Linked DNA regions of Homo sapiens: regions 2, 3, 4, 5 and 6 are each linked to region 1. The links are chromatin contacts, found by Hi-C or POLR2A ChIA-PET in ENCODE. All regions are on one chromosome and are shown on one strand. Each heading gives the region's core, a stretch centred on a gene start or an enhancer-like site at or near the end of the contact. The rest is flanking DNA. Distances are from core to core; before and after follow the strand shown.

Region 1 (3,016 bases), core at 151-2,650:
GATGACTATGGGGTGAGGGGCTCCTAGATAGTTTCAGGATGGAGGCTGCTTGCCAGAAACACCAGCTGTGATTAGAGGATTGGAACTTTCACTGCCATCCCCATCCTCTGGGGAAGAAAAGGGGGCTGGAAGTTGAGCTCAGTCATCAATGGCCAATGATTTCACCAATCTTGCCTACACAATGAAACTTCCATAGACACCTCTAGACAGTGAGTTTTGGAGAACTTCCCAGTTGGTGAGCACATCCGCATGTCCACGTGCTGGGAGGACGGCACACCTCATCTCCATAGAGACAGAGGCTTCTGCGCTTATATCTTTCTGTAAGGCAGACACCCTTGTTTCTAGGAGGGACCTAGGGTGGACTGTGGATTCTTTCTCTGGGGCAAATAAAAATGTAGAATCAGAAAATTCAGGCACTTTGCACTCCTCATGGGACACTCCAGCAGCACTCACGTGACCATCCTGAGAATGGACAGGACACCTGAGGTGGGGAAGGGAGCACAGAACCCAGACACCAGCCTGGACACAGGCACCTGGGATAATCTCCTATTCCTTGGAAAGTTCCAGTATCTGAGGGAGGAACAGTGACTTCTGGTCCTGACCTGAGTGGAGACCGAGGGACTCAGAAGAGCTGGAATCAGACCCCCACACACACTGAGTATGAGTCAGAGAACAAGGCCTGAGAGAAAAAGTCACAGTGCCCAAGACTGCTGCAGGGGTCAAAGGGGACTGCTGATCAGTGTTCCAGGGATTTGCTCCAGATTAATCTGAGTCATGGAAAAACTGCCTTTCTTTTGTTTCTAAACAAATACCTGCAAAGACAAAAGACCACATAAATCCCCAGGTGCACAACTTTTTCAGATTTAAAGAAAAAACAACCCCCGTCTTTCCCTCCATTCCCAGGAGAAGCTCACTCTGTGGCATCAAGCTGCCTGGGTGAGCTCTCTTCTAGAAGAGTCCAGGGGGACAGGCAAGGAATGGGAGGCAGGAAGTCCAGTTCAGGGAGGGGGATTCTGGGATGAAAAGTGAAGGGAGAGGGACTGAGCCCATGCTGAGGGTTTTTCTCTGGTTTCTCAGACAGCTCCGGGGCCAAGATTCGGGGAGACATTGAGACAGAGCGTTTGATATAAAAGAAGGGGGTAAGAGCCAAGTCCCAGGGCCCGGAGCTTGGCTCTCTGGGCTTCAGGCCCCGAGGGCGGTGCCTGGGATGGGCCGGCTCAGCTTTGGGGTTTCCCGAGCTCCGCTCTCTCTCTTCCACCTTTCCCAACCTGTGTCAGGTCCTTTTACCTGGATACTCATGATGCGGCCTCAGTTCTCACTTCCATTGGGTGTTGGGTTCCTAGATCAGCCAATCAGTGTCGCCGCGGTTCCTGGTTCTAAAGTCCTCGCCGGCCCACCGGGACTCAGATTCTCCCCAGACGCCAAGGTTGCGGGTCATGGAGTCCCGAACCCTCCTCCTGCTGTTCTCGGGAGCCGTGGCCCTGATCCAGACCTGGGCAGGTGAGTGCGGGGTCGGGAGGGAAAAAGCCTCTGCGGGAAGGAGCGAGGGGCCCGCCCGGAGGAGTAAATCTGCACATATATTTAATTACAGATTACAATTACAATCAAGGCAGAAATGATCTCATTTTTACATTACAACTCTGGAAAAGGCAATAGACTGAGATGCAAGTGTGCCCCCAAGTGATGGGCAGAAGGAGAGAAGGTGTTTTGGATGCATTCTAGAACACAGGTAATCTAAGGAGAGTTGATCAAGGCCGTGGAAGAGTCCTCCAGCCACTATTGGCCATCAAAGGAGTCCTCTGTGTCCCAGGAATGGTCCTGCTTTGGTGTCCCTGGTGTGACCCATCACCCGCTGGGAACAGCCTGAGAGAAGTAGGGCCTCTGCACCAATGCTGCTGAGGATGTCAGAGCACAGGAACGAGGCCTTGGGAAATTACCTGGAAATGCGACTGAAATCTTCCTTCCTGAGGGGTCTGGGCTCTTGGAAATCAAACCCTCTCAGGTTGGGTGGCTGGACGATTCTCCTCACACTTACAATGGGACAAGGGGAACCAGGAGGCCCCCAAGGGGATCCCTGGGTTCCACACGAACTCCTCCTACCCTCATTGTGTGACAGCAGCCATGCCTCCTCCTGGGGATCAGGATCTATTACCTGTGCCTGGAGAGGAGGGGACTCCTCTTCTCACCCGCTGGTCTCTGGACACATACTGTCCAATTCCCCTGTGGCAGCTGTAATGTGTAGTTCAATGGGCACTCATTTGTCCCCTTTTAAGGGTACCCTCCTTTAGAATCCAGGACCTTCTACCCTGCAGAGTGTGGTTTTGGGAGAGAAGTGCAAAATCCCACGACAGGTGAGTTGAAGGAATGGGATATGGAGCCACATCCACTTCCACCCCTTGGTATCTGGACCCACGTGTTCTTCCTACTGAGATTACAGAACTGTAGAGATGTCTTTGATTTTTAAAATGCACCATGTCCTGAAAGATGGCACCCTCCCACCCGCAGAGTGCTTCCTGCAAGCTGGCGTTGAGCTGTGCCTATAGAAGCTCTTTTCAACATTCTTTATGGCCAGCAGCCCTTGGTTGGTGCAGATGGTGATAGGACCAGTGGGTCCCACAGCATGGCCACACTGCACCTCCTTCGCTGTCAAGTGGGTCCCCCACGAAGATACTGCACGGAGAGCAGTGCCAAGCCTGTGGATCAGGAATATCAACAGCCCCCAGAGAGTGGTGCTGGCTGAGGGTCTGAGAGCAGGACAGGAAAACCCACCTATGGAATAGGTGCCTATCCCTGTGAAGATGAACCTCTGGCCCTTCCAGGATGGAAGGAGTGCAATGTAGTCAACTCCTCACTTAGGGTCTGGTTGGTCACCTAAAGAAATAGAGCCCTACCAGGGAAGATCATTGGGTTCAAATGCTGATGAGTAGGACATTTAGAGGTGGCAGTGTCTGGATCTACCTTGGTAGGAGGGAGTCAGTACTGTTGGACCCATAGGTAGCCTCATCCCTGCCACTGT
Region 2 (3,016 bases), core at 194-2,693, 360 kb after region 1:
TGGGCGGATCACGAGGTCAGGAGTTCGAGACCAGCCTGACCAACATGGGGAAACCCTGTCTCTACTAAAAATACAAAAATTAGCCAGGCGTGGTGGCGCACGCCTGTAATCCTAGCTACTCAGGAGGCTGAGGTAGGAGAATTGCTTAAACCCGGGAGGCGGAGGTTGCAGTGAGCCGAGATCACGCCACTGCACTCCAGCTTGGGCGACAGAGCGAGACTGTCTCAAAACGAAAACAACAAACTTAAGACACATAACCTGAGGTGTTAAGAGGAGCTAGTAACTAGAACCTGGGTCCCAACCCCTCCTGCTTTCCAGCATCACTCCACACAGTTTGCTTAAAGAGGGCCACCTGCCAAACAGCTGTAGTATGTGATGTTAAAGAGAGCTAAACACCCCCCGCACCTCCCTCCCAGGGTCACCATCTTGTTAAATTTGACCTAAAAACGGTAACAGCCTAGGGGTTTCAGGGACAGACAGAAAATCTTACTCGGGACTGTGAGGTCCTACTTCTACACACCGTCCAGGAGTGAACCAGGAATTGAGAAAGTAGGAAGGAGGTGTCCCAGACCCCAAGCTAGGAATGGGGAGGGAAATGGAGGAATCCCAAATGCCTTAAGGACGGCCTACATACTAAGGAAAATTTTTTTCTAACTCCTGGTTGCAGCTGAGGGGAGCGGCTGAGGGCGGGGACAGGGGTGCGGCGGACCCACTGCTCCCATTACCCGACCAGCGCCTCCCTTCCTCCTTGGATGGGTGCCCCTGTCTTGCTAAGAACTGCCTGTTTACACAACTGCTTTCCTTGTGAAAATTTAAAGGCTCCTATTCCCAGTTGTTCTATCCTTGTAGGTTAAAGATTATGTCAAAAACTATATTGCATTATCTCTTTCCTTCTCCTTCCCATTAAGACGGAAAAAACATCCGGGAGAGCCGGTCCGTTTCTCAGGCAGACTAGGCCATTAGGTGCCTCGGAGAAAGGACCCAAGGCTGCTCCGTCCTTCACAGACACAGTCCAATCAGAGTTTCCCAGGCACATCGATGCACCGCCTCCTTCGAGAAACAAGGTAACTTTCGGGTTCTGGTTGTCTCCAAAGTCATCCGACCAATCTCGCACCGCCCAGAGCGGGCCCTTCCTGTCAATTACCTACTGAAGGGCAGGCGGCCAGCATCGCCATGGAGACCAACACCCTTCCCACCACCACTCCCCCTTTCTCTCAGGGCCCCTGTCCCCTCCAGTGAATCCCAGAAGACTCTGGAGAGTTCTGAGCAGAGGGCGGCACCCTGCCCTCTGATTGGTCCAAGGAAGGCTGGGGGGCAGGACGGGAGGCGAAACCCCTGGAATATTCCCGACCTGGCAGCCTCATCGAGCTTGGTGATTGGCTCAGAAGGGGAAAGGCGGGTCTCCACGACGACTTATAAAAGCCGAGGGGCGCGCGGTCCGGAAAACGGCCAGCCTGAGGAGCTGCTGCGAGGGTCCGCTTCGTCTTTCGAGAGTGACTCCCGCGGTCCCAAGGCTTTCCAGAGCGAACCTGTGCGGCTGCAGGCACCGGCGTGTTGAGTTTCCGGCGTTCCGAAGGACTGAGCTCTTGTCGCGGATCCCGTCCGCCGTTTCCAGCCCCCAGTCTCAGAGCGGAGCCCACAGAGCAGGGCACCGGCATGGCCAAAGCCGCGGCGATCGGCATCGACCTGGGCACCACCTACTCCTGCGTGGGGGTGTTCCAACACGGCAAGGTGGAGATCATCGCCAACGACCAGGGCAACCGCACCACCCCCAGCTACGTGGCCTTCACGGACACCGAGCGGCTCATCGGGGATGCGGCCAAGAACCAGGTGGCGCTGAACCCGCAGAACACCGTGTTTGACGCGAAGCGGCTGATTGGCCGCAAGTTCGGCGACCCGGTGGTGCAGTCGGACATGAAGCACTGGCCTTTCCAGGTGATCAACGACGGAGACAAGCCCAAGGTGCAGGTGAGCTACAAGGGGGAGACCAAGGCATTCTACCCCGAGGAGATCTCGTCCATGGTGCTGACCAAGATGAAGGAGATCGCCGAGGCGTACCTGGGCTACCCGGTGACCAACGCGGTGATCACCGTGCCGGCCTACTTCAACGACTCGCAGCGCCAGGCCACCAAGGATGCGGGTGTGATCGCGGGGCTCAACGTGCTGCGGATCATCAACGAGCCCACGGCCGCCGCCATCGCCTACGGCCTGGACAGAACGGGCAAGGGGGAGCGCAACGTGCTCATCTTTGACCTGGGCGGGGGCACCTTCGACGTGTCCATCCTGACGATCGACGACGGCATCTTCGAGGTGAAGGCCACGGCCGGGGACACCCACCTGGGTGGGGAGGACTTTGACAACAGGCTGGTGAACCACTTCGTGGAGGAGTTCAAGAGAAAACACAAGAAGGACATCAGCCAGAACAAGCGAGCCGTGAGGCGGCTGCGCACCGCCTGCGAGAGGGCCAAGAGGACCCTGTCGTCCAGCACCCAGGCCAGCCTGGAGATCGACTCCCTGTTTGAGGGCATCGACTTCTACACGTCCATCACCAGGGCGAGGTTCGAGGAGCTGTGCTCCGACCTGTTCCGAAGCACCCTGGAGCCCGTGGAGAAGGCTCTGCGCGACGCCAAGCTGGACAAGGCCCAGATTCACGACCTGGTCCTGGTCGGGGGCTCCACCCGCATCCCCAAGGTGCAGAAGCTGCTGCAGGACTTCTTCAACGGGCGCGACCTGAACAAGAGCATCAACCCCGACGAGGCTGTGGCCTACGGGGCGGCGGTGCAGGCGGCCATCCTGATGGGGGACAAGTCCGAGAACGTGCAGGACCTGCTGCTGCTGGACGTGGCTCCCCTGTCGCTGGGGCTGGAGACGGCCGGAGGCGTGATGACTGCCCTGATCAAGCGCAACTCCACCATCCCCACCAAGCAGACGCAGATCTTCACCACCTACTCCGACAACCAACCCGGGGTGCTGATCCAGGTGTACGAGGGCGAGAGGGCCATGACGAAAGACAACA
Region 3 (3,016 bases), core at 195-2,694, 330 kb after region 1:
TCAATACCATGCAAGGAGGCAGAGTTGAAAGTACACCAAGGCACAGGTCTCCTTTGGAAGGACTGATAGTTACAATCTGGCAGGGTTATCTCTCCTCTCACTTACCTTCCTCATTTCATTTCTCTTTTATCTCCTCCCAGCAATTGTCATCTCTCCCTCACCCAGTCTTTTCCTACAATTCAAATAACTTCTATCCTCATCAATTTCAGACTCATCAAACTTTTACTAAGAGACTTTAAAAGTGCCTGGCACTAAACTATGTGCTCTGCGCACATCTTTTAATCCTATTAACTCAGTGAGGCAAGCATTACATCAACTTGCCTGCGTGTTCATAGACATAGGAAGACCAAGACACAGCGGGTCTATGAAACGTGCCCAGGGTTACCATACCAGTTGGCAATCTGGGATTTGATCACTCTTTTCCCACATCTGATGTACTACCTTCTTGTCTCATTGTCCATTCCAGTCCTCGCTTCCCTCCTCTGAATTTCTCCCCTCCCCCTCTTCTGTACAACCCCCTCACCTGGGGGTCCTGGGCCGAGCTTCGGAGTCCCAGGGCCGGCAGCGTTGCTCCACAGGCAGCTGGTATTAACTCCGTGTCGGCGTAACTGACCCACTGTTGGACAAGGACAGCCGCCCGGCTGCCCCCTGGGCCCCCCAGGCCTGCTGGCCACAGCAGCTGGGCCACAGCCGTGGCCCCCCACACCCAGAGCCCACCGGGCCCCTGCTCCAGGGCCGGCAGGCGGGGTGGGGGAAAGGGAGTCCTGCTAGTCGGGGGTGGCTGGAGACAGATGCGGGGGTGGGCTCCTCCCCATCCGGGACCCTCCCCAGCCTCCCCATAGCGAGCGGCTATGAGGGCTCGGAGGCTGGGGAAGGCATCTGGGTGAGGGGAGACGTAGAGGGTGGACATAGTTATGAGAAGGTCCGAACGAAGTGGAAAAACCTAAGGAGAAAGAGAGACAGGGGAAGACTGCGGGATCGAGGTGGGTCCTATGTTTGAGTAGAGAGGGGACCCTCACGGGAGCTCCTTCGCCGCAGACACCCGAGTCCCATAGGACTGAGGGTCTGACCAGGCAGGCTGTCAGGAGCCGAGGACCTGGCTCTCAGAGGGGCAGTGTCAGTGGGGAGTTCCTGGGGAAGAGGAACTATCCACCATCGCGGGGCTTCGGGGAGTGTGGAAGGCTCTCAGGAGCGGGTCGGCGTCTGGTTGGATGCGGGTTCGAGCCGCGTGTACGTACTGGAGGGAGATGGTCAGACTGGGCCGGGAATCCACCTCACAGCCAGGCGCCGGCCGCGGCTGGACCGGCCGAGCGGCCCGGGCGGAGGAGTCGAGCGGGCAGAGACGGTGGGCGGCTCTCCAGGTGACCCTAGTTCCCTAAGATCGCCGCCCCGGCAGCCGGCGCCCACGTGTTCCCCCCTTTGTGACAGGGAGCGTTTCCGGGCCTGCGGGTCCTGGCGGGGGCGGCCGTGCCCCGCCTGCGAGTGCGCGCCCGCCGTGTCCGACACTGCCCCGGGGGCCGCGCGGCTCGCCGCCCGCCGGTCTCACGAGGAACAGCGCGGGGCGCGGGGCGCTGGGCGCGGACGCAGGACGAGAGGACACCCCTGAGCACGACGCTCCCGTCAGGCGCCGCCACGGGCACCTTGTGCGGGTCCTCGGCCGGGTGGCGAGGGCGGCGCCCAGCGGGCAGCTAGGGAACTGGCCCAAGAGGGTCGGCCGGCCCTGCCGGTGGAGGGCGTTCCCCACCCGGTAGCGGGGAGGTGCCCAGCAGGGAGCCGCCTGATGAGGACCGAAGGGGAGGTCCATTTGCCGAGGCCCTGGCGTCCAGCTTCCTCTTTGAGCCTCATCTCCTCATGTATGAAAAAAGGGTGACGGCCGGGCGCAGTGGCTCACGCCTATAATCCCAGCACTTTGGGAGGCCGAGGTGGGCGGATCACCTGAGGTCAGAAGTTCAAGACTAGCCTGGCCAAGGTGGTGAAAGCCCGTCTCACGCCTGTAATCCCAGCACTCTGGGAGGCCAGGGCGGGTGGATCACCAGGTCAGGAGTTCAAGACCAGCCAGGCCAAGATGGTGAAACCCCGTCTCTACTAAAAATACAAAAATTAGCCAGGTGTGGTGGCAGGCGCCTGTAATCCCAGCTACCCCGGAGCCTGAGGCAGGGAATTGCTTGAACCCTGGAGGTTGAGGTTGCAGTGAACTGAGATCGTGCCACTGCACTCCAGCCTGGCGACAGAGCTGCAGTATTTGTAAAAATACAAAAATTAGCCAGGCGTGGTGGCACACACCTGTAAGCCCAGCTACTTGGGAAGCTGAGGCAAGAAGATCACTTGAACCTGGGAGGCGGAGATTGCAGAGCTAAGATCACACCACTGCAGTCCAGCCTGGGTGACAAAGTGAGACTCCATCTCAAAAAAAAAAAAAAAAAAAAAAAATTAGCCGGGCATGGTGGTGGGCATCTGTAATCCCAGCTACTCAGGAGCTGTGGCAGGAGAATCGCTTGAACCGGGAGGCGGAGGTTGCAGTGAGCCAGACCAAGCCAGTGCACTCCACCCTGGGCAACAGAGTGAGACTCCCGTCTCAAAAACAAAAAGGAGGGTCACACTAGATGGTCTCTAAGGGTCCCTTAAGGCTGAGAAGTCTCATCTGTATCATGAACTCATATTTGCTGAATGAGTGAATGAAGTTTAGTAATTCCCAGTCACAACTTTTCTCTAAAATATAAATTACATCACTTGTATTTATCTTCTATACATATTCAGAAAACATGAACTGATTTGGTTGGATTGGTGAAGTCTGGTAGCATGAAATGTATCTTATGACACTATCACATTAATGGAAGGACAGCAAGCACTCCAGTTGCAGGTATGGTATAAGCAAAAGGCCACAGGGAGAACATACAGGTAGGGACATGTTGGGGAAACATGGTGTAGAGCAACTGTATTATATGCTTTATACCAAGGAGAGTAGTGGGAAGCTGAGTTGGATTCTTGGCTGGGTTAACGCAGAGTAACAGGGGCT
Region 4 (3,016 bases), core at 174-2,673, 320 kb before region 1:
TGCCCCAGCGATCGCGCGGGCAGGAAGACCGGGTGGGAGGTAGGTGCGGCCGAGGCCTGGAGGCGAGGTAGGAGAGTAGGCTTAGGCTGTCAGAGGAAAAAACGGGCGATGTGAGGACTAAGTATGGATCTCAGGAGGGGACAGGAAATATTGAGAACACCACCTTACGGGTTCAGAATAAAACCGAGGGAATGAGGAAGAGGTTTAAGGAGACAGGCTAAATTGGGAAGAATTCACGGGGAATCAGAGGGTGGAGAGGGCGTGGGTGCCTGGAGATGCCTGGGAACAGAACGGCTGAGGGGACTCCATTATCTGTACTCTTCCCGGGGTGGGTCTAGGTCTGGCTCCTCCTGAGGTCGGTTGTCCACCTCAGGGGCAGGAGGCCAGGGGTTTTCTGGGGGCTGGGGTCCTGCCGGCCAAGGGTCGTCAGGCCGGGGAGGTTGAGGAGGATCCGTTCTAGGCGGTTCAGGGAGCCAGACTCCAGTTTCAGGCAGGTCTCTCCAGGGACGACTGGGGCGGGTAGGCGGAGGATCTTCAAAGAGAGGGGGTGCCCCTGGCCAAGGGTCACCGGGGACTGGGGGGCCCTGAGGCAATGTTGGGGAGCCTGCCTCCTCTCGGTCCTCTGCGGGTGGGTGAGAGGGGTGGCCCTCGCTGCCTGAGATGCCTGTAAAGGAGGAAGGAGAAAGGTAAGAGGTGGTGAGGGCTTCTCTCCCCAGCCCCACCCAGCCCCAGCCCCAGGAGGAGGAGCCTGTCTGGATGGACGCAGCCTGAACTGACCCACAAACAGACCAAAAAAGTCACTCTCAAAGAGCTCTCGGTAGGTTTGTAAATACTTAACTGATGGTAAAATGTCATGAACCCCTACCCCCGATGGATCTGAACCGTTCACTTGACCCACTTTAAACTGACCAGACTTCTCCAAATAAGCTCCATCCACCCCTGGTTGGGGTACCCCACTAGCTTTGTCCTCAGGCCAACCTGCAACCCAAAGTGGGTTACACCTTGGCCCCCAGGCACACAGACCCCAGCTTTACAAGGACCCCAGCTCCTTAACACAGATCCCAGCTCCGAGGAAACTCGTCCCCCCCACGTTAATCCTGACCGACTTTGCCACATGGAGCCAGCAAACCATTTCTGGTGAGAGCCAAATGCACCTTCTGCACCATGTCCCCCACCCAATGTGTCCAGAAAGCCATTTCTGGTGAGCCAGATGCACCTTCTGCGTCCCCTGAATTCCTGTCCCCAACCCCATGCGTCCAGTTCACCTCCGCCATCTTGAGTATCCCTCATCACCCCAAACTGCAGTCCCTGCCTCTGTTCCCACCTCACCTCTGGTGTGCAGGCAAAGGACCAGGATCCCCAGGAGCTTCCAGTTGAGGATCATGGCTATGTACTGGCCCCCAAAGCTGGGGTGGGCTGAGTCTGGGTGCCTGGGAACCCCAAGAGGCTTTATAGGGGAGGAGTGGAGGAGGGACCAGCCCAGTGGCACAGGAATACCATCAGAACAGAACTGGTCAAACCCGTTGGGAAGGCCTGGGCTGATGTGTCACCCCTGAAGGTGGCGTCCCTTATTTTAGTCCTCCAGCCCAGGACCCAGCTGCCTGCTCTCCCTATCATGACCCAGAGCCTGCGTCACCCCACCCTGGTTTTCACACCCTCCATCCACATCCTGGAGCAGTCAATACCCACTTGGCATCTCCGTAATCACAGAGATGTCCACCTTCATCCCTTGCAACTATTGGAAGCCAAAGAATGGGAGCAAACCACGCGATGGGCGTTGGGAAGCACCGTAATTACAGGGTTGGGAGGCAGGATGCCTGCGCTGAGGGAGGAGGTGCTTTTCAAACCTGGGATGCAGCTGGGACAGTGTCAGCTACTACCCCAGCCTCCCCACTCACCCCCGCACTGAAAGCTCCCCCTGGGGCTTCGTGCTTTCCTGGGCACTTCCCTTCCCCCATGGGATCCAGGCATCCTGCTCTCCACCATGTCCTTCTTCAGGCATGCAGGGGACCTCCAAGCAATGATATCCAAGGAATTCCATCTGGCAGCCACCCAGGATGACTGCAGAAAAGGAAGGACACAGGAGGATATCCTGGTTCCCTCTTCCCACCCAGAGCTGTTTGCATCAGTCCTGCCAATGGCTCCGGAAGAAGCTGCCAGGCTCCAGCAACCTCAGCCCCTTCCTCCTCCCTCAGGAATCCACCTATCCGCCTCTAGGACCTTGGCTCCAACTCTATTGTACTCGTCTCCTCCCTCCCATTCTCCTTTTGGTCTCAGCTCCTTGATCTAAGCCTCCCAGAGAGACCCCTAGAACGTTTCCCTCAAGGACCTTTCTGCCTGGAAGTCTGTTAGCCTTTCAGAAGTAACATGTCCAAAATAAAATTTGATTCCTCCCAGGTTGTTCCCTGCCTGGTCCGCTACCCCACAGTAAGGAACACCTTATTATGCAATGGCGTGATCTCATCTGTTCCCTCCAGGGCTCACCCAGAAACCTTCGTTACACTCCTCCACCATCCACCTGCAAGCCCCTCCACACCCTGTCCAAACCCAGCCCATCATCCTGAGCCACCATCTCCCCTGAGCCTCCCCAACACCCTTCTAATTGGCCCCCTTGCTCCCACTGTTTATCCCTCCCCCTCACACAAAGCCTGTCCTCCACCAGCAAAAGAGGTCTTAAAATATACATCACGCGGGCCTGGTGTGGTGGCTCGCGCCTGTAATCCCAGCACTTTGGGAGGCCGAAGCGGGCGGATCACCTGAGGTCGGGAGTTCAAGACCAGCCTGACCAACATGGAGAAACCCCGTCTCTACTAAAAATACAAAAATATTAGCCGGACATGGTGGCACATGCCTGTAATCCCAGCTACTCAAGAGGCTGAGGCAGGAGAATCGCTTGAACCCAGGAGGCAGAGGTTGTGGTGAGCTGAGATCACACCATTGCACTCCAGCCTGGGCAACGAGTGAAATTCCGTCTCAAAAAAAAAAAACATATATATATATATATATATATCAGGCC
Region 5 (3,016 bases), core at 383-2,882, 280 kb before region 1:
TTTGTTAAAGAGCAGGTTGATGCTTTAAGAAAAACCTGTCACATTTTTACTTTAATGTCCAGTTCACAGAAAAACTGGATGATACCTTTTTAACTTTAGCTAATATGTTTACACACAGAATTTTCTTTACAATTAACATTTTAAAATTTGCTTACACTTTCAAAACAATAATTTTTTTAACCTTTTAATGTAGGTAAAAATCCACATTCTTATGCCTCCTTATAATCTTTTTACCAAAGGTATATTTTACTTTTCTTATACACCTTGCACATAAACTGTTTTTTTTTTTAAATAGTACTCAGGAGGCCTTATTACTTTTAAATTACACAATATTTTTTGCATAAATTTTTTTATAACATTTTTTCTTTCACGACTTTCGCCGACAATTCTTCAACATGTCTCAACTTTCTGACTTATTACAAACATTTTTTTTTCTTTAAACAACCAGTTAATTTATTTCAGGACAAGAATTTACCATATAACACTCTTTTTACATAAATTCTGCCTCCCCCGCTTTTTTTTTTTAAAGTGAACTTTTTTTTTGTCTTTGGACTAGACTGTCTAAGGCCACAAGATTAGAAGTTACCATAATACATGTTATACTGTTAATTTTTAGCAAACTTCACTTTTGTTGAAAACCTTGTAAGTTTGGGATTTCAATTATCCTTTGCTATTAATAAGACCTTGTTTAGTCTAAATTAACTTAGAATTGGTATAGATGGCCTTTTTTTCTCTCTGCTGGTCTTTCCTTGCCTCTGCCAGATGCTTATGCTACTGTTCTCTTAACTACTGTAGGGGGAAGGGGGTCTAAAACCAGCTGTAACTGTCTATGTACAGAAACTGGTCTGGATGCCTTGGCTTACAGGTTACTTTGTGTCATACCTTTGAAACAAGGGACCTGTCCAGGCTTCCTTCTGATGGCCAACCCACCTCTAATGCTGGCCAGTCTATTTCACAAGTTCTAAGTTTTCCTGGTGTCACAGTAACATCGTAATCTCCCTTAAATTCTTTCTTGAAAAAAAATTTTTTTTAACATAGTTCCTAGTGGGGTGGGCTTATTTGTGCCTGACCCATGCTTCTTCGAGACAAAACACCACGCTCACACCACACGTGCACTACAAAACAAAAAAACAGGGCACACACACTTTTGCAGTTTACACCAAACCAAAATCAGAGTATCCAAAAACCCAAGCCAGGTCAAAACCAAAACCAAAACCAAAGTATCACACAATCTAAGTCAAGTCAAAACCAGAATAAAAGTGCCAGTACAGGCACACCATGGGTGATCAGGCCATGCTTCCACTCAGATGGAGTGGGGCAAGTTCCAAAGACTAGTCTTACCAAGTTTCAGATGTCCGGACTCCAAGTGCCAGTTCCTTCCCAGTGTTCAGCCAGTGTGTTAATCCTCCTCGGGGGCCTGCTACGTGCTGCTCTGGCGAGGCGTTCCACCCGGGGAATTTCCTACCCGGGAGCGCTCTTTGGATCGCGTCACTCAGGCTGGCCAGAGTCCACCGCAGGGATGCTCCACAGGGCAGGCCTAAGCCACCCAAGGGGCTGCCTTGGCCGTCCGTCAGTTACCTCGCTTCCTGTTCAGGGAACCAAGAAATGTAGCAGGACGAGCCCCAGACAAAACCTTTCAGACACCGAGTTGTAGAAGGAAGGGCTTTATTCAGCTGCGAGCATCGGCAAGCTACTGCCTTAAAATCCAAACTCCCTGAATGCACAATTTCTGTCCCTTTTAAGGTCTCACAACACTAAAGATTTCACATGAAAGTGTCGTGATTGATTTGAGTACGCAGGTGGTACGTGACAGGGGCTGCATGCACTGGTGGTCAGAGAGAAACAGAACAGGGCAGGGAGTGTCACAATGTTCTTCTATACAATGTCTGGAATCTAGGAATAACATCGCGTTCTAAGTCATGGGTTGATTTTTAACTACTGGGTTTAGGCCAGGCAGGCCCAGGCCTGGTTTCGGGCCTGGCGCCAGGCTGCCTGTCTTTGGTTTTACTTCCTTGTTTTTTCTTAAAACAGGTACTGAGTATAAAGCAATATAAAACAATACGAAAGGGTCTCTCTCTTCCCTCAAAGGGAATAGGCTGCTGTGGAGAAAGGTAAATAAATGGTGGAAAGAATTACATGGGGGATTAACTAATCTGTATACCAAATCCCCATGACAGGCAATTTACTTCTATAACAAACCTGCTCATGTAAAAGGTTTTTGGCCGGGCATGGTGGCTCACGCCTGTAATCCCAGCACTTTGGGAGGCTGAGGTGGGTGGATCACTTGAGGTCAGTAGTTTAAGACAAGCCTGGCCAACATGGTGAAACTCCATCTCTACTAAAAATACGAAAATTAGCTGGGCATGGTGGCACGCACCCGTAGTCCCAGCTACTCGGGAGGCTGAGGAAAGGGAATGGCTTGAACCTGGGAGGGGGAGGTTGCAGTGAGTCGAGATCATGCCACTGCACTCCAGGCTGGGTGACAGAGTGAGACTGTGTCTCAAAAAAAAAAAAAAAAAAAAGCAAAAAGTTTTTAAAAGAAAATAGTGGAAAGACAGAGACCCTAGAAGAGGGAGAAGGCCTAAGGCAATTTCTTCTTCCTCTCTTCCCCATCATTCTTTCAGCCACTGTGGAGAGAGGGAGAGTACGGGGTGCAGGGTAGATGAGAGTAGACAATTCTGATTATTTGAGGAGGGTTTGTGGTTTAGGAAGTGAGCTTCTCACCGATTTTATTTATTTATTTTGAGACGGAGTCTCACTCTGTCACCCAGGCTGGAGTGAGATCTCAGCTCACTGCAACCTCCACCTCCCGGGTTCAAGTGATTCTCCTGCCTCAGCCTCACGAGTAGCTGGGACTACAGGCATGCACCACCATGCCTGGCTAATTTTTTGTATTTTTAGTAGAGATGGGGATTTCACCATGTTGGCCAGGCTGGTCTCAAATTTCTGACCTCAGGTGATCTGCCCACCTCGGCCTCCCAGAGTGCTGGGATTACAGGCGTGAGCCCCGCACCTG
Region 6 (3,016 bases), core at 185-2,684, 260 kb before region 1:
GTTTTCAGAGGACCAGGGTTGAGGTTGGGGGCATCTCATCCAGACCCTGCCGGCATCTGCCCCAGAACCCAAGGGCCCCTCCTTCCTCCCTCCTCAATGGAAATGCTGGAGATGTCCTCAGTCACCCTCTGAGCACTCACACATCACCCCTTATTTGGAAATTTTTCTCACTCTAACCTTCCTTCCTGCCGCACCTTCTGCCCCATCCCCAGGCTCTGGCCTCTCTCTCTCCTCTTCTACCCTTTAGCAGGTAATGACTCAGTTCCCACTGAGGAGCCAGCTGTAGGTGAGAGTTTGGGCTCTCGGTGAGGTTGGGAGAAGGAAAAGGCTTATGGGCCAGGGGGTGGGAGGGAGAATGGGCACAGCCAGAGCAGAGTGGAAGGGTTGGGGGAGGCGATAAAGACAGATGTTTCCGTATTACCATTTTTCTTTCATGGTCCGAGGGAGCTGCCCTTCCCCCAAGCCCAGGAAAGTGAAAAGAGAAGCAGGAACAGTAAAATACTCCACAGGAAAGAAAAATCTTAGTGATCCCTCCTGCTGTCTCTTTCCTTTTGCCTATTCTGGCAAATTTTGTAAGTGAAATTTGTTACCAAGATGTGAAAATCTTATAAGAAAGTCTCTAAATATTTGAGAATAAAATTATCAATGTCTCAGCTCTGCAGGCTGAAAAAACGGAGGCTTTACAAAATAAAATCATGCTTGGAAAACTTCTCCTCTGAGGGATGTCAAAGGCTGCACTGAATAAGCTCTAAGGTGGTGCTGAAATGAGTCATTTATTTGCCTGTGTAAGCTCAGGCAGGTGTTGGAATTGAGGAAGTATAGGTAATGAAAAAAGTAAACATGTCCTCGGGACATAGCGACTGGTGATGACCACACAATCAACACAATAAACTCTAGCATTCACATTGTAGTCCAGCTCATTCAAGCAAAGCTATCTCCAATAGGGAGTTTACCCTGTACAGAACACGTGCATTTCCACCTGTTCTCAGACTGACCCTTTGCTCATCACAATAGTGAAAAAAAACACAGCCCTGGGTGGAGATTTAAGATGCTAATGAGTCATGAGATGTATGAACAAGCATGTACAGCTACTGCACACGTGCACCCAGAAGACCGCCCAGAACATGCTTGCTAGTAACACCTCTTCCCACCCACCTCCTGTGAATAATCATGTAAGACTCCCATAAAGGGAGTTTCTCCAGCAGTGATCAATGCTGTCTCATCCTTAGGAGCAGCCCACCCTGAATCCTCTCAGGGTGTACAGTTTATTTTGCACTTAACTTTCAAAATAATATTTTTCCTTTGTAATAAATTGCTTTGTACTTCATCTCCTTTGCTGCGTGTTTCTTGTTTAAATTCTTTTAAATGAAGAAGTCAAGAACCAAGGTATTACAACAGCCGTCAACATTTCCGGTGCCATGACTCAGAGGTTTGTCTGCTTCGTTGGTTTCAGTTTCCCTTCACTACTGGTGAGTACTATGGCAGCCAGAGACCCCTGATTGACTATCACTGCTTTCCCCAGATCTATTAAGGTTTTGGGGGAGGACCTTTTAACTCACTCACATTCTTTGAGCAACTAATTGTGATTGCTTTCCATTTGGCTGCTGCTTTTACAGTGTTTACAATTACCTTATTTGGATGGAACGCCCTGATTATTCAGCCTTGGGACTTTTGCTGCTTCTGTTTCACTTTTTGTTTTGCTGTTCCTCCCAGGACTGCACCTGATCTGTACTTACTGGCTATTGTAACTTTTTTTTTTTTTTTTTTTTTGAGACAAGAGTCTCACTCTGTCACCCAGACTGGAGTGCAGTGGCTCTATCTCGGCTCACTGCAACCTCCACCTCCTGGGCTCAAGCGATTCTCCTGCCTCAGCCTCCCAAGTAGCTGGGATTACAGGCGTGCACCATCACGCCCGGCTAATTTTTGTATTTTCAATAGAGTCGGGGTCTCACCATACTGGCTCAGCTGGTCTCGAACTCCTGACCTTATGATCAGCCCACCTTGGCCTCCCAAAGTGCTGGGATTACAGACATGAGCCACCGCGCCCAGCACTTGTTTGTTAATCAAGTAATCTCTTCAAAGATTTTTGTTCACCTTGAGGGACACATTAGATCTACTTTTGCCAACAGTCCCCATTCCTCCAGGCTCTGTGTGTTCTGAGACTCCTCTGAGTCTCAGAGGAGTGTGTTCTGAACGTCTCCTCTGAGAACAGGAGACGTTCCAAGAGGCCATCCATGTTGAGTGCAGGATGTGTGGCCACATGGATGTGTAGTCATGGGGACTATAACCAGGCATTCCAAGCATGATGACTGGACATTAAAAATGGCAGATCAGTGAAATAAGGAAGGGCTTGTTGGTGAGACATCCAGGCTCCCCGGCTGGCAGCAGAGATCACTTCAGTTCAGCTTGGAGACGTCCAGCACCAGTGAGACCTAGAATGGTGCATGGCAAATGCCCATGACCTCCTAGGGCCTCAGTTTCATGGGGATTCAAGGGAACACCCTGGACTCCATCGTCCGGCTTAGCTCACAGGGATGCCGATGACCTCCTGGATTTTGGTACATGTTTCTGTGGTTGCAGGATTCTCTTGTTACCTAGAAAGCCACCTCCTCTACTGTCACTGAAACACCTCTAGGGTATATACTAAACATTGGAATATTTTGAAACTGTATAAATTAAAAGATAATAGGTGGGTGCGATGGCTTACACCTGTAATCTCAGCACTTTGCGAGGCCGAGGTGGGCAGATCACCTGAGGTTGGGATTTTGAGACCAGCCTGACCAACATGGAGAAACCCCATCTCTACTAAAAATACAAAATTAGCTGGGCATGGCGGCACATTCCTGTAATCCCAGCTACTCGGGAGGCTGAGGCAGGAGAATTGCTTGAACCAGGAGGCGGAGGTTGCAGTAAGCCGAGATTATGCCATTGCACTCCAGCCTGGGCAACAAGAGCAAAACTCCGTCTCAAAAAAAAATTTTTTTTAAATAAATATAATAAACAATTGCCAAAGAGT

What was found. A loop is a pair of places that touch in the nucleus more often than their neighbours do. ChIA-PET counts read pairs that join two places held with the same protein, here RNA polymerase II (POLR2A). Pooled maps may share reads with other maps.
Region 2: a pooled map shows a loop between it and region 1 (5-fold over the local background). The contact joins the promoter of HSPA1B here to the promoter of HCP5 in region 1. A Hi-C loop is called at or near these places in 5 of 50 pooled maps. POLR2A ChIA-PET finds 5 or more read pairs at or near these places in 2 of 52 experiments (PC-9 and activated T-cell).
Region 3: a pooled map shows a loop between it and region 1 (5-fold over the local background). The contact joins the promoter of VARS1 here to the promoter of HCP5 in region 1. A Hi-C loop is called at or near these places in 2 of 50 pooled maps. POLR2A ChIA-PET finds 5 or more read pairs at or near these places in 2 of 52 experiments (MCF 10A and naive thymus-derived CD4-positive, alpha-beta T cell).
Region 4: a loop to region 1 is called in a pooled map, with 2.8 times the contacts of the local background. The contact joins the promoter of PSORS1C2 here to the promoter of HCP5 in region 1. A Hi-C loop is called at or near these places in 2 of 50 pooled maps. POLR2A ChIA-PET finds 5 or more read pairs at or near these places in 3 of 52 experiments (OCI-LY7, activated CD8-positive, alpha-beta T cell and naive thymus-derived CD8-positive, alpha-beta T cell).
Region 5: a loop to region 1 is called in a pooled map, with 3 times the contacts of the local background. The contact joins the promoter of PSORS1C3 here to the promoter of HCP5 in region 1. A Hi-C loop is called at or near these places in 2 of 168 maps with a recorded cell type or tissue (both CD8-positive, alpha-beta T cell), 2 of 37 single-sample maps with no recorded cell type and 10 of 50 pooled maps. POLR2A ChIA-PET finds 5 or more read pairs at or near these places in 7 of 52 experiments (CD4-positive, alpha-beta T cell, CD4-positive, alpha-beta memory T cell, activated B cell and 4 more).
Region 6: a pooled map shows a loop between it and region 1 (7-fold over the local background). The contact joins the enhancer-like site here to the promoter of HCP5 in region 1. A Hi-C loop is called at or near these places in 3 of 168 maps with a recorded cell type or tissue (CD8-positive, alpha-beta T cell and IMR-90), 4 of 37 single-sample maps with no recorded cell type and 11 of 50 pooled maps. POLR2A ChIA-PET finds 5 or more read pairs at or near these places in 7 of 52 experiments (CD4-positive, alpha-beta T cell, CD4-positive, alpha-beta memory T cell, activated B cell and 4 more).

Annotation. Positions count from the first base shown.
Region 1 is chr6:31,461,780-31,464,795 of GRCh38, forward strand. It overlaps HCP5 (HLA complex P5), which reads left to right and starts at 1,401. Exons shown (of 2, transcript NR_040662.1): 1 at 1,401-1,500; 2 at 1,592-3,016. It also overlaps the pseudogene HLA-X. RefSeq lists enhancers at 696-1,895, 1,173-1,467.
Region 2 is chr6:31,826,295-31,829,310 of GRCh38, forward strand. It overlaps HSPA1B (heat shock protein family A (Hsp70) member 1B), which reads left to right and starts at 1,444. Exons shown (of 1, transcript NM_005346.6): 1 at 1,444-3,016. The coding sequence starts at 1,657. RefSeq lists enhancers at 372-1,183, 1,207-1,836, 1,837-2,465.
Region 3 is chr6:31,794,308-31,797,323 of GRCh38, forward strand. It overlaps VARS1 (valyl-tRNA synthetase 1), which reads right to left and starts at 1,445. Exons shown (of 30, transcript NM_006295.3): 1 at 1,239-1,445; 2 at 524-943. The coding sequence starts at 910. RefSeq lists an enhancer at 1,043-1,897.
Region 4 is chr6:31,137,643-31,140,658 of GRCh38, forward strand. PSORS1C2 (psoriasis susceptibility 1 candidate 2) reads right to left here and starts at 1,424. Exons shown (of 2, transcript NM_014069.3): 1 at 1,330-1,424; 2 at 1-664. The coding sequence starts at 1,384. The coding sequence ends at 309. PSORS1C1 (psoriasis susceptibility 1 candidate 1) reads left to right here. Exons shown (of 6, transcript NM_014068.3): 4 at 788-817; 5 at 1,014-1,137; 6 at 1,999-2,450. The coding sequence ends at 2,290. RefSeq lists an enhancer at 1-924.
Region 5 is chr6:31,184,685-31,187,700 of GRCh38, forward strand. It overlaps PSORS1C3 (psoriasis susceptibility 1 candidate 3), which reads right to left and starts at 1,633. Exons shown (of 3, transcript NR_152839.1): 1 at 1,342-1,633. RefSeq lists enhancers at 966-1,555, 1,556-2,143.
Region 6 is chr6:31,202,642-31,205,657 of GRCh38, forward strand. It overlaps HCG27 (HLA complex group 27), which reads left to right. Exons shown (of 2, transcript NR_026791.1): 2 at 1-1,327. Among named protein-coding and RNA genes, the nearest start is that of HCG27, 6.4 kb to the left of the region's middle. RefSeq lists enhancers at 1-395, 554-1,274, 1,275-1,994, 1,995-2,714, 2,715-3,016. Within about 2 kb of position 1,435, at least 33 of the 41 ENCODE cell types and tissues checked have a DNase peak (open chromatin) inside an H3K27ac peak, as active enhancers do; they include CD4-positive, alpha-beta T cell, CD8-positive, alpha-beta T cell and IMR-90, where a contact is called at or near this core.